2 separate regions of the Mus musculus genome follow, and region 1 is linked to region 2. The links are chromatin loops, found by intact Hi-C in ENCODE. Cell type or tissue: heart. All regions are shown on one strand. Links, peaks and the distances in the headings refer to the core of each region. The heading gives the core; the rest is flanking DNA. Region 1 holds the start of Zfx (zinc finger protein X-linked). Region 2 holds the start of Klhl15 (kelch-like 15).

Region 1 (5,376 bases), core at 52-5,051, 110 kb before region 2:
GGTGAAGTGGAAAGTTAAAGCAAACAGAAGACTGGGGAGGTTTCTGTACAACGAGCAAATCAAAGAACACTTGTAAGGATAGGGAAAGGAACCAGCAAAGTTGCAGGAGACCAAATTAGGCAAGGTTAATCCCTGCACTCAGAGGTGAGGTCAGCCTGGACTATCACAATGAGTTCCAGGACAGCCAGAACTACATACAGAGAAGAACTCTGTCTCAAACCAACCAAAAGGAATTGACAAAGCTCCATCCCAAAGGAGGCAGGCCAACGTTTGGGCAGACAGCAAGACTAGATAGAGGTAGGGCGATCCTTACATAGAGACAAAAAGCAAAGCAAAAAGCCTACACAGAAAAAAAAAATCAAGAATAGGAAGAGACACTGACAACCAGATAACTGGTTAGACTTTCAGTTAGGTCAAGTCAAAACAAAACAAGGAATCCAAGCCAGTTGTGCTGAATCACATGCCTCAGGAGGCTGAGGCAGGAGGATTTGGAGACTGAAGCCAGCCAGGCTTCTTAATGTGATTGGGTCTCAAAACAAACAAAAATTATTATCTTTGATGAGGGTAAAGGATTTCAGGAGCCTGTTAATTGTTTTTTTCATCTTAAAAATGAACTGACACTGTGATAGGCATAATTAACACATTATCAGTAACAATGTTGGGAGACTATAAACATTTTTAAGCAATGGATGGGAAATCTCTTTGAAACAATCTATGAGCATGTTTTTTGAAAAAAGGAAATTGCAAAAAAAGAAAGATATCACCATCTACCTAAGAAAGTGGACATAAATCAAAAACTAGTATCTTGTTTACCCAAGACTGACAAGTTGGCAATAGTGTTCCACCAGTCAGTTCTCCAGACTATCAGGGTCTGTGATCTTTAAGGTAAAAAGAATTTTGTATATAACCATTCCTGGTGGAAACTATACACACTTACCAATCTTCCTAATTATACAACCTGACTCTTATTTCATCTTAATCCTGAATGTCCACTATCTAGCTTTCTGCACTAATTAAACTGAAGACTTTCACACTGTCTCTTCTGCACTGATTGCTCTCAGCCCCACCCACCCCGACACCCAAGAACTGAACTTTAAAAGTCTTTTTAAAGAGAACTTTTAAATGTGATTTTCTTTTTAATTTTTGAGACTTGATCACAGTATGTAGGATGACCTCAAACTCACAAAAATCTGCCTCTGAATGCTGGGGTGAAAGGCATGTGCCGCCACTGTCCAGCTTAAGAGAATTTCTTTAATTAAAGCTTGCCGTGGCCTCTAGGAAAACCACTCTCTAGGAGCAAGATTTCCAACCTGTTGCTGTCTATAAAAGTGAAGACACCGAGAGTGAAGAACTATCTAACTGTGAGACACATTTCCCACATAAGCATCTAGAAAAGTCAAATATTAATCAAAACATGCAGGAAGGCTTGCTTAGCAAATAACCTTAGTTAGCCTCTCAAACAAAACTCTCAGCAGGGAGCAAAACAGATTGCAAAGGGCAACTGAAGGCCACTGCTTTTTAATAACCATCCTTCCAAACTCATTTTCAAAACTGACTTCCTAAAAACATCATGGGAACACTTGTAGGAAAGTTCATTTCTCATCTTCTTCGAGGAGCACCAGGATTCATTTTCAACAATGGGAAATGAAATCATAGGAAACTCTGTTTACTACAGAAATAACAACTCTGAGTAAAACGTTATTTACAGTGAATATAGAAAAAGGACCAGCTGTCTAACAAAAATGGATCATTCAAAACTGCAATAAAGCATTTTAAAAGGGTAATAAAATCTGGCTTCTGACCACTCTTTGTAATTATCATCACTATAAAAACACTGGTCAGCCTACCACACAACCTACTTCTCTCAAACTTGTCCTAGCCCAACCGAGCTGATAGCTATCAAGCACAGATCCGGGTGTCGTCATCCGGGAGTCGGAGAGCTCCCGCACTTGCTTCCCACGGAGCAGAAGCCCTTGCCATTCGCGCTGCAACCCACCTTTGCAAGCCTCTACCTATACTATCCATTTCAGACAAACAGTAAATACTTGCTGTTCTCTAAAGAAACTTCACCCTTGAAACGCCCTTTGCCTGTCTGGGCCATCAGGCTTGTAACCTCAAAATGCCACCTATTTCAGGAACTCCTTCCTGATGCTTCAAACAGAAACCATGTCTGCTCTGAAACCCACTTTAACTCGGATGTAGCCTTCGCGCGGCACTTCTTACAGTTCAACATTTGCTCTTCTACTTCTGAACAACAAGCCTCCCACAGCCACCACTTACAAGAACCCTCCTTACTCTTTCTCAGCACCTAGCACAGCCGGCATGGGACGCCGAGGTTACCAGCAAAGTTGTACCGGGTGAGATCGAAAGAAATTTCATGGGGTGCGATTCCACTCTAAAAACCTCACAAACGGGCTACCACAGCGAATCAACGAAAGCTAGCTAATACGTCACATTACATCGTTGGATAAGAAAATAACTTTCTGCCCTTTAATTTTCCTCAGTTAAATAAATAAATATATATACCAAAATTCAAACGCAGCCTCCCAAGAAACTTGTTTCCACAGAAAGGAACACAAAAACTTCCCTCCGATATGCTAGTCTTCCGCTTTCGTAGGATGCCTTTTTCCCCCTATTGGTCAAAAGAGTGGTGAGAACTTTCCCATCACTTTTCTTTCTTTATTCACAGAGTCGTGAAAGCAACGATTGGCGGAGAAGCACCGCACCAGGGTCACCCTAACGGCCACGTCTATCTACCTCTGAGAAAATAAAGTCCTAAGAAAATGTCTCCGGCTCCACTACTGCCACCGCGGCAGATCACCCTGAAGCGGCAGCAAAGCGCCGGGAAAAGGCTCGGAGCCCCGGGGCCATACAGATGAGGTGGCTCCAGCGCCAAGACGGCCGCGATGGCCGCCTGCGGCAGCTCAACTGAAACACAGCGGAAACAGCAGCCAGTCACGGGGCTGTGGGAGGCTGGGCAGGAAGGTGGCGCTGCCGCCAAGCGCCTGGGATCCAAGTGCTCATCATGGCGACGAGGGCAATGGCCGCCATGGGGAGCGAACACGCCCCTGCGCGCACACTCGACGCCGCGCCCGGGCTCCGGTCCCCGTAGCTAGCGCCGCCGCGGCCCGCTCTCACACCCCCCCTCACGGGCTGTAGCGGAATTTTCTCCTCAGACGCCGCCTTCAAAATGGCGGCTCCCCCTCCCGGCAACCCCCTCCGTCGTAGCCTGCAGCAGGCGCCGGCCGGCCGCCATCTTGTCCCCCGTCCCTCTTCCCCCCCCCCTCGCCGATATTTACATAGCGAAAATCGGCCGGGCCGGCCTGCGGCCTTCACCTCATGCCTGCAGCCTTAGCCTCCTCGCCAGGCCTCGCCCCCGCACGGTGCCCCGGGTCGGCCACGTCGCCCACCCGGGACCCCTCAGCCGCCTCCCCAACCGCCGGGCGGCACTGCCCCGGTCCCCGCCCGTTTCCAGAACGCGCCTCGACCGCCGTTCTGAGCGCCCGGGCGCCACCCCGGGCCTAACTGCGGCCTCCTCGGGGCCTGCTCGGCGTCGCGCGCCACGCCGCCCGGCCTAGCGCGGGAGGGCGCCTTGCGGGCCGCCGAGCAGGCCGAGAGCAGGCCGCCGCGCGCGCACCAGGCCCTACGGCCGCAGTGGCGCCCCGGACTCACCGGACGGTCGTGCGGCGGTCGGCGACGGTGGCGGGTGCTGCAGGCCGGCCTTTCTCTGGAGCACTGGGCCGGGCTCCGGCTGGTGGGGCGGGCGGAGGGAGGGAGGAGGGGCCGAGCTCGGAGCTGACAAAAAGCGGCCCAGCTCCCCGGCACGGGCCCGCCGTCAGCACGTCACGTCACCGCCGGGGAGAGAGACCCAGGAAAATGCGGAAGGGTAGCTGGGCCCCCTCCTCCGCCCGGTGGGTCCCGCTGACGCCCCGGGTTGGCGCCCTTCACGCCCCGCAACCGGGGAGCCCAGTGGCCTCGCTGCGGCGGGGTCTCCGGCGGCCCGAGTTTCCGTGACAGCGCCCCCCTTCTTTCCACCTCCGCGCTCCCGCCCGCCACCGCCGCCACACACGCGCCGCCGCCGCCGCCTCGGCTGTAAAATCCGCACGAGGCCGTGGCCCACCGACACCGTCGAGAGGCGGGAGGCCCGGGCCACCCCCCACCATGTTTGTGGGCCGCGGCCACCCCCCGGGGGCCTTCGGGGACACCTACCGCCTCTCCGCGAGGGTCCCGGCCTGAGGCGGTGGCTCGAGTTGTTTGCAGGCCCGCAGACCCCCCTCCCGCCGTAAATGTGTGTGTGTGCGGTGTGTGTGTGTTTTCATCCCCGGTGCCTGGGGATGAAGATAAATTTAGCAACCCTCGCCGTCCCCTGCCTTCCCTTTAAAAAAAAAAAAAAAAAAAAAAACAACTTTGAAACAAAATGAAAATGGCCTTGCCAATTTGAATGGTGCAGGCAGAGTGTTGGGGGGGTACCTAGAATAACAACCAAACCCGGTAATTTTTTTTTTAATAAATAAGCTTTCTGTCGGGAAGCCAAATTGGTCTCTTTTTATGGGGGGGGGGGTTAGGTACATTTTGAAGCCTTTAGCACACTGCAGAGAATAGAGATTTTTAGTGCTATAGAAACTACACGTGTGTTACACTGGAAGTCTATGGATCATAACTTTTATGTATGTAATAATGCTATAACACTCTACAATTATCGAGATTTTTTTAAATAAAATTCTTAAGTCTCTTAAACTTTAAGAAGATAAAGAAGTGAAAGTATCTGATTCAACAAAATATTTATAAACTTAAAAATAGGAGTTTTGTGTTTTTCTCAATCCAGATCACTATGTGGCATTTTTTTTTTGCCAGACAGGGTTTCTCTGAGTAGTCCTAGCTGTCCTGAAACTTAACTTTGTAGACAAGGCTGAACTCAAGAGATCTACCCGCCTCTGCCTCCCAAGCGCTAAGATTAAAGGCATGGGCCACTACCACCGAAAAACATTAAACTATATAGTTTGTACATTACTGTAGACTCTAACATGATAGAACTTTTTGTGGTGTACTGGGGGACATAAGACAGTGGATATTTCGGGATATAGCCAATTTCTTGCCTCGGCCTCCCAAGTGCTGGGATCACAGACGTGTGCTCAGACACCCAGCTTGACATATTGGTAGACAGTGTTGATAGCTGTTTTCCCATAGTTAAGACATCTTTAAAGAACAAAAAGGATAAAGCAAATTGCAAACTGGGGTGAGGTGTCTTTAAACATATTCTAAGAATGTAAATTGTTTCATCAGCTTACAATCATAAAATTGTTTTTAAAAGGGAGACAGGCATGATAACTCAAACCTGTAATGTCCACAATCCAAAAAGGATTTTGGCAAGTTTCA
Region 2 (5,376 bases), core at 288-5,287:
CTATGTAGATGAAGCTGTCCTTATACTCATATAGACCTACCTGTCTCTGCTTCTGCCTCACTGGGATTAAACATGTGCGCCATATTAGGTGTCTGTCTAGGTTTGCCTAACAGTAAAATCACTTGCTTATTCATTTCTCAGAATATATCACTGTTGTTAAGCGATGCCTGCTGCAAGTGAAAACAGGAATTACTGCAGCAGGTGTCAGTTTATTTAGATAAAGGGGTTTTATTTTCCTGGGTATTAAAATGTTAGACCATCCTATATATAATACAGTACTTGAAAAAACAGCGAGGGCTTAGCTTTCATCCCTAGGGAGAGAAGTGAAAGTGGCATCATCTACATTTATTTTTAGAATTAAATCAGTGTGTATGTATATGATGTGTATGTATATGATGTGTATGTATATGATGTGTATGTATATGATGGGTATGCCTCAGCATACACGTAGAAGTCGGAGGACAACCTTGTAGAGTCGATTCTCATCTTCCACTTTTATGTGGGTTCTGGGGGATTGTGTGGCAAGCACCTATCCTGGCTCAGCATCATTTGTTAAGGATAGCTTTGGGGGGGTTCTATATAGTAAACATATATAGATGGGTGGAAAGACACAGTATAGGAAGGTGGAGCGATGCTCAGTGGTTAAGAGTATATGCTGTTCATGCAGAGGCTTAGTCTTAGTGTCCACATGGTGGCTCCATGTAACTTCAGTTCCAGGGGATATGATACCTTCTAACTTCGATGGACACCAGGCACACAGCAGGTGCACATACACACAAGCAGCCAAACACTCATACATATTGGCAAAAAAAAAAAAACCCCAAAAAACAAAAAACAACAACAACAAAAAACCAAACCAAAAAACCCACAAACAAACAAACAAACAAACAAACCCTTCACTTTCAGAAACAGGAAAGTCGTTTTGAAAAGATTTTGGGCAGAGCAACAGAAGAAAATGCCAGATGAGATCACATGACGCCAGAGAATGTGTATACTGATCAGAATACGTTGTGACACCACTCACTGTTATACATACCTATTACACCAGACAAACACGTCTGTTTTCCAAGTCAGAAACAGAAAGAAACCTCTAGACAGATCACTCACTTATGGTAATGTATAGCTTAAAATGCATGTCTGTTAGTTAATGTAAAAAAATTCAACTCTTTTAGCTATTTATGACATATAAAACATAAAATTCAGACATTGAATGTGTGCAATTGAAAGTTAATTTTATAGTTTAAGTTTTAAATGTGTTGTTTTAAGGTAATACATTCTGGGGTAATCAAGCAGTAATATACAAAGATAGCAAACTAGAATTTAAGATCTTGTTACTATCTTTTGTTTACTATCTTTTGTTTAAGTGTGTATGTGTGCAGGCATGACACATGTCAAGGTCAGAGAACAACTTGTGAGTGAAGAGAGTTCTCTCTTCCACTCTGTGGATCCTGAGGCTAGAACTCTTGTGGCAAGCACCCTTACCTGCTGAGCCAGCTCACCCACCCAACCAGCTAGGATTTAAAAATAACCAACACAAATAAAGGCATTAAAGGGGCTACTGGAAAAAACAGAATAGGTGAGACAAGTTTTGAACTTTCAGTGTTTAAGTCAGAAAAGAGATTATTTCCTATTTTCAAAATAATAATTATTTTTACAATGAAGTAGTGTACTTCAGCAAAACAGTACACGATGTGCTACTTTGGCCTCTTGGGAAATGTGGCATGTTAATCAAGTTTGTTAGAAAGAGATACTGATCACTTTTAGTCACAGTCTCTTGAAAAGTTCATCAGGATATTCATTTAGAGAGAAGTGGCGATGTGGGGGTGGGGGATGGGCTTCGGTGGTGGAGCTAGAGACAGGGGAAGCAAAGAGATCTGTTAAGATCAGAAATGGTTAACGGTTGTCTTAATTTTTAACTGGTCGTAGAACCAGTGGCTTCAACTGTGTATTTGTCATCTACAGCTCTCTTACAGAGATATATAATAAATTTACAAAAGTCTTACAGTGTATTTCCATTTTCTTAAATCAAGTAAGGGTAGTATTTAAAAGCCATGACCTAGAATTCTAGAGCAGATTTGTAAAACAAACAGACCCCTCCTCAAGGAACAACTGAAATTGGTGCCTTCTGTATATTCCTTCTTGCCTATTTTGATGCAAAACAAACCCGCTTTTTTAGCTCGTACTTTTCTACCTTTGGTGAAGATAATGCCATTTTCGATGACTCTTTCCATCTCTGGGAAATTTGCATGTGAAACATGTAATTTGCATGCGATAAGCTAAGTGGAACCGTGACGCAATGATTCATTGCAAATTGCCTTATAAAAAATGATTGCCATTTGGCGTCCACCTAGTCACTTTTATAACAGGTACCATTGGCAAAACTCCCCTCATCCGACGGTGTGCAAGATGCAAAAATGGAATTTTCCAGGTTTCCTAGCCCTCAACTTGCGCACTGTGTGTTCGCTGCAGCGCCACGGGGCCCACCTCCGGGCCAGGCGGAGTGACCCTGCTGCAGGGGTGGAAGTGCACGGCCGAGTCTCTCCAGCCTCGACGGCAGGGCTCTGAGGGTCAACCTCAGCGGATCCCTCCTGCAGAGCCCCTCTACCTCCTTTCTCTCTGGCCCCGGCCCCGCCGCGTCACCCCCCAACCCCACTACAGTAGCAGGCCCGCCTCTGGGGCAAGGCGCGCAGCTGGCGTGGGACAACCCTCCCTCTACCCGGTTCCCACACCGGCTCCCGTTCCGTGGCGCCGGAAGTGACGCGCCTGGGCTGAAAGATGGCGGCATTGGCGTTCAACCAGGGGGAAGGTAAACACCCGCCAGGCGGCGCGCCGGCCCCCACGGGGCGCCTTCAGGGGCTAAGGGGGCCTCCCAGGCCTGCTCCCTAACCCACGGCTTCCAGTCCCCGCCCTCTCTCGGGGACAGGCTCGGCTCTGCGTCCTCGAGACCCTGGCCCGGGCCCCTAGCCCGTGGGCCCCGCCCCCCTGGGCGGGCCCCGGGCGGCTCCCTCGGCCCGCAGGGGGCGCGAGGCCCGGAGCGGCCCCTGGCTCGTGGCCCTCTCACGCCCCGCCCCTTTCCCGCCCCTTTCCCGCTTTCCTCCACCCCCGGCGTGGGTGATCCCGAGGCTCCGCGCGCTTTGGGGGCAGAAACCCGGAGACGCCGTCGTGTATGTGGTTCCCGCTGGCGTTTCTGTTGCCCTCGGCCCCCTCAGCTGTCCCCCAGTTGGTGGTCCTGAGTCGCCTCTCCAGCCGAGCCCCGTGCAGTGCCGCGACATCCCCCGGTATTGGCGAGGCTGGGCCCCGGCCCCGACGCCGCGCGCGTCACGCCTAGCCCAACTGTTTGGACTCGCCACTCAACCGCTGTCTTCTTTCCCAGGACTGTTTCTCGGGGGGCCTCGGGCTTGCGAGCTCGCCCGGCGCCGGAGCGCTCCGGCCCGGCCAGGGAGCGGCCCCTTGTAGAGGTTCGAGGAGCTATCGCGGTCCATCCCGGCGCCCGACCCTCCCACCGTTCGGCCACTGGCCCACTTCTTCCTGATGCAGACTGCCGTCCACTAGAGGCTGGACAGGACCCCCGAGGTGCGTAGCCGCCCCTGGCCGCCGGCCTGCGGAGCCCAGGCTTTGCTCGCGGCCCCGAGGAAGGCACGGGTTCCGTGGCCCTCACCGCACTGGCCGCACTCAAACATTTTGTAGATGCTGGGAGCTAATTTGTCTTTTGAGTTTACTTAAATTGTTTGAAATGTAAATTTTTTTCTGGTGGGAGGGGGGAGAGAGAGAGAGAGAGAGAGAGAGAGAGAGAGAGAGAGGAGAAAAAAAGGAAGAAGCATAATTCAGCCATTTTTTGCAGCATAGAGCTGCAGGTACCATGATTATTTCCCCCTTAACCGGTTCCTTCCCTTTAAAAATCCTGTTTGTGCCTTAAATAGAACTATGCGAAATGTGCGGCATAATGCGTGCGGCATAATCAGAATGTCTGGGTCCGACTGGGCGACTGAGAAAATCTCGCACTGAGGAGATCTCGGACGGAGCCTCAGTTTCTTATCTATGCGGTGTAGTCGATAATAGCCACATCAGAGAGGTAGTGAGGACTATATGAGGTCATATATGTGAAAATAATCTATAGCTGTATAGTGGTGTAGGAAAATGTAAGGTCATTTTCTTTAGGTAACCTTTGCTTGAGTGGTTAATGTGGCTAACTGTTGCTGCCTCTTCATTTCTATATTATAAGTAAATAAGGACTAGCAGAACAGCGCAGTGATGGATAGCTGTTTAATAGTCAGTGTTCGTTGGCCTTCCCTCTACAAAATGCCAACTGCTTATTTAAATAACGGTATCCTTTAATTCAAATTTAATGTTACTGTAGGGCTTTTCATCTTTCTAGGCCTCTCAGCCCCCTTTCTTATTCAGAATATTTAACACCTTATATTTATTTAGTCTTTTTTATTTTTAAGAGGTTCACTTCCTTTGTCAATCTGATTTACTGTTGTCATTTTAAAAGCGTGTGTGTTTTTTAATTTCAGTGTTTGCTTTTCGTATCTACAGAACAGGATGACTGAATACTTCTAATCATTTGAAAATGGTTTTTCAAGAGCTTACACATGCATCCATGTTTCTCTAATGCTCAGTAGATCCAGCAATGTACAGGGAATTTCAACTTGTTAGCACTTCATGCAATATTTGAGGAATTCAGTTCTTGTTTTTAATCACAGCACTTAGTAGGTGCTTTGAGTCCCATTTCATCAGTGGTAAAGGATGTTAATACTCTTTACTACCTGTTAATTGGCAAGAAATAAGATAGTAAATATTTGTGGCTCGAAAATAGAATTTACTTTCTAGAGTTTCAAAACTGTAGAATGTTTTGGCTTATAATAGTCAATTAAAAGCGAAAGGAGCATTTTGGAGTATATTATTTTTAGTCTTCTTTTTTTTTCTGAGTAGATGTTAAAATTTTAATTCCCTGGTCTGATGCCAGTGGTCTTTCACAGTATGCTTGTGTATTTTTTAAAAAGACAGATTAGGTTGGAAAAGGAACAGCCAGCTTTAAAGTGACTGCTTTTATATTTTGGCTTTATCCCTTGTTCTGAAGATAATTTTCACAGATCACTACTTTACTGAGCATTTCTGAGTTTGACCTCTCTGCCTTGCTGTGGGTTATCATGGAGCCAAGGCTGACTTGACTGGCTTCATGGATGTTCAGAAGCCAGGCTTTAGACTTGGTTTAATGATGTGTGTAAACCAGCATCGCACAATATAAATAATGGTAGAATTTGTGCTAAGAATTGAAAATTTTTATTTTTCTTTATTTAGGACAACATATACCAACAAGTAGAAACATATCATGACAAGTCAAGAGAGATGGGAGAAAGGAAAAGATGTTATATT

The links. A loop is a pair of places that touch in the nucleus more often than their neighbours do. Peaks named below come from ENCODE experiments on the same cell type or tissue, not always from the same donor. Only the 100,000 strongest peaks of a DNase experiment are listed, where the experiment ranks them.
Region 1: it touches region 2 in a loop (2.7-fold over the local background); 2 of 42 quality-filtered maps call a loop at or near these places.

The regions. Positions count from the first base shown.
Region 1 is chrX:94,119,396-94,124,771 of GRCm38, forward strand. Zfx (zinc finger protein X-linked) reads right to left here and starts at 4,012. Exons shown (of 9, transcript NM_001044386.1): 1 at 3,673-4,012. In heart, for the core only: CTCF peaks have their summits at 3,130 and 4,014; DNase peaks (open chromatin) are centred at 3,176 and 3,876; H3K4me3 peaks cover 3,265 bases; H3K27ac peaks cover 2,767 bases; H3K27me3 peaks cover 1,383 bases.
Region 2 is chrX:94,231,848-94,237,223 of GRCm38, forward strand. Klhl15 (kelch-like 15) reads left to right here and starts at 3,083. Exons shown (of 3, transcript NM_001039061.1): 1 at 3,083-3,573. In heart, for the core only: CTCF peaks have their summits at 2,882 and 3,102; DNase peaks (open chromatin) are centred at 2,904 and 2,944; H3K4me3 peaks cover 2,564 bases; H3K27ac peaks cover 1,605 bases; H3K27me3 peaks cover 1,663 bases.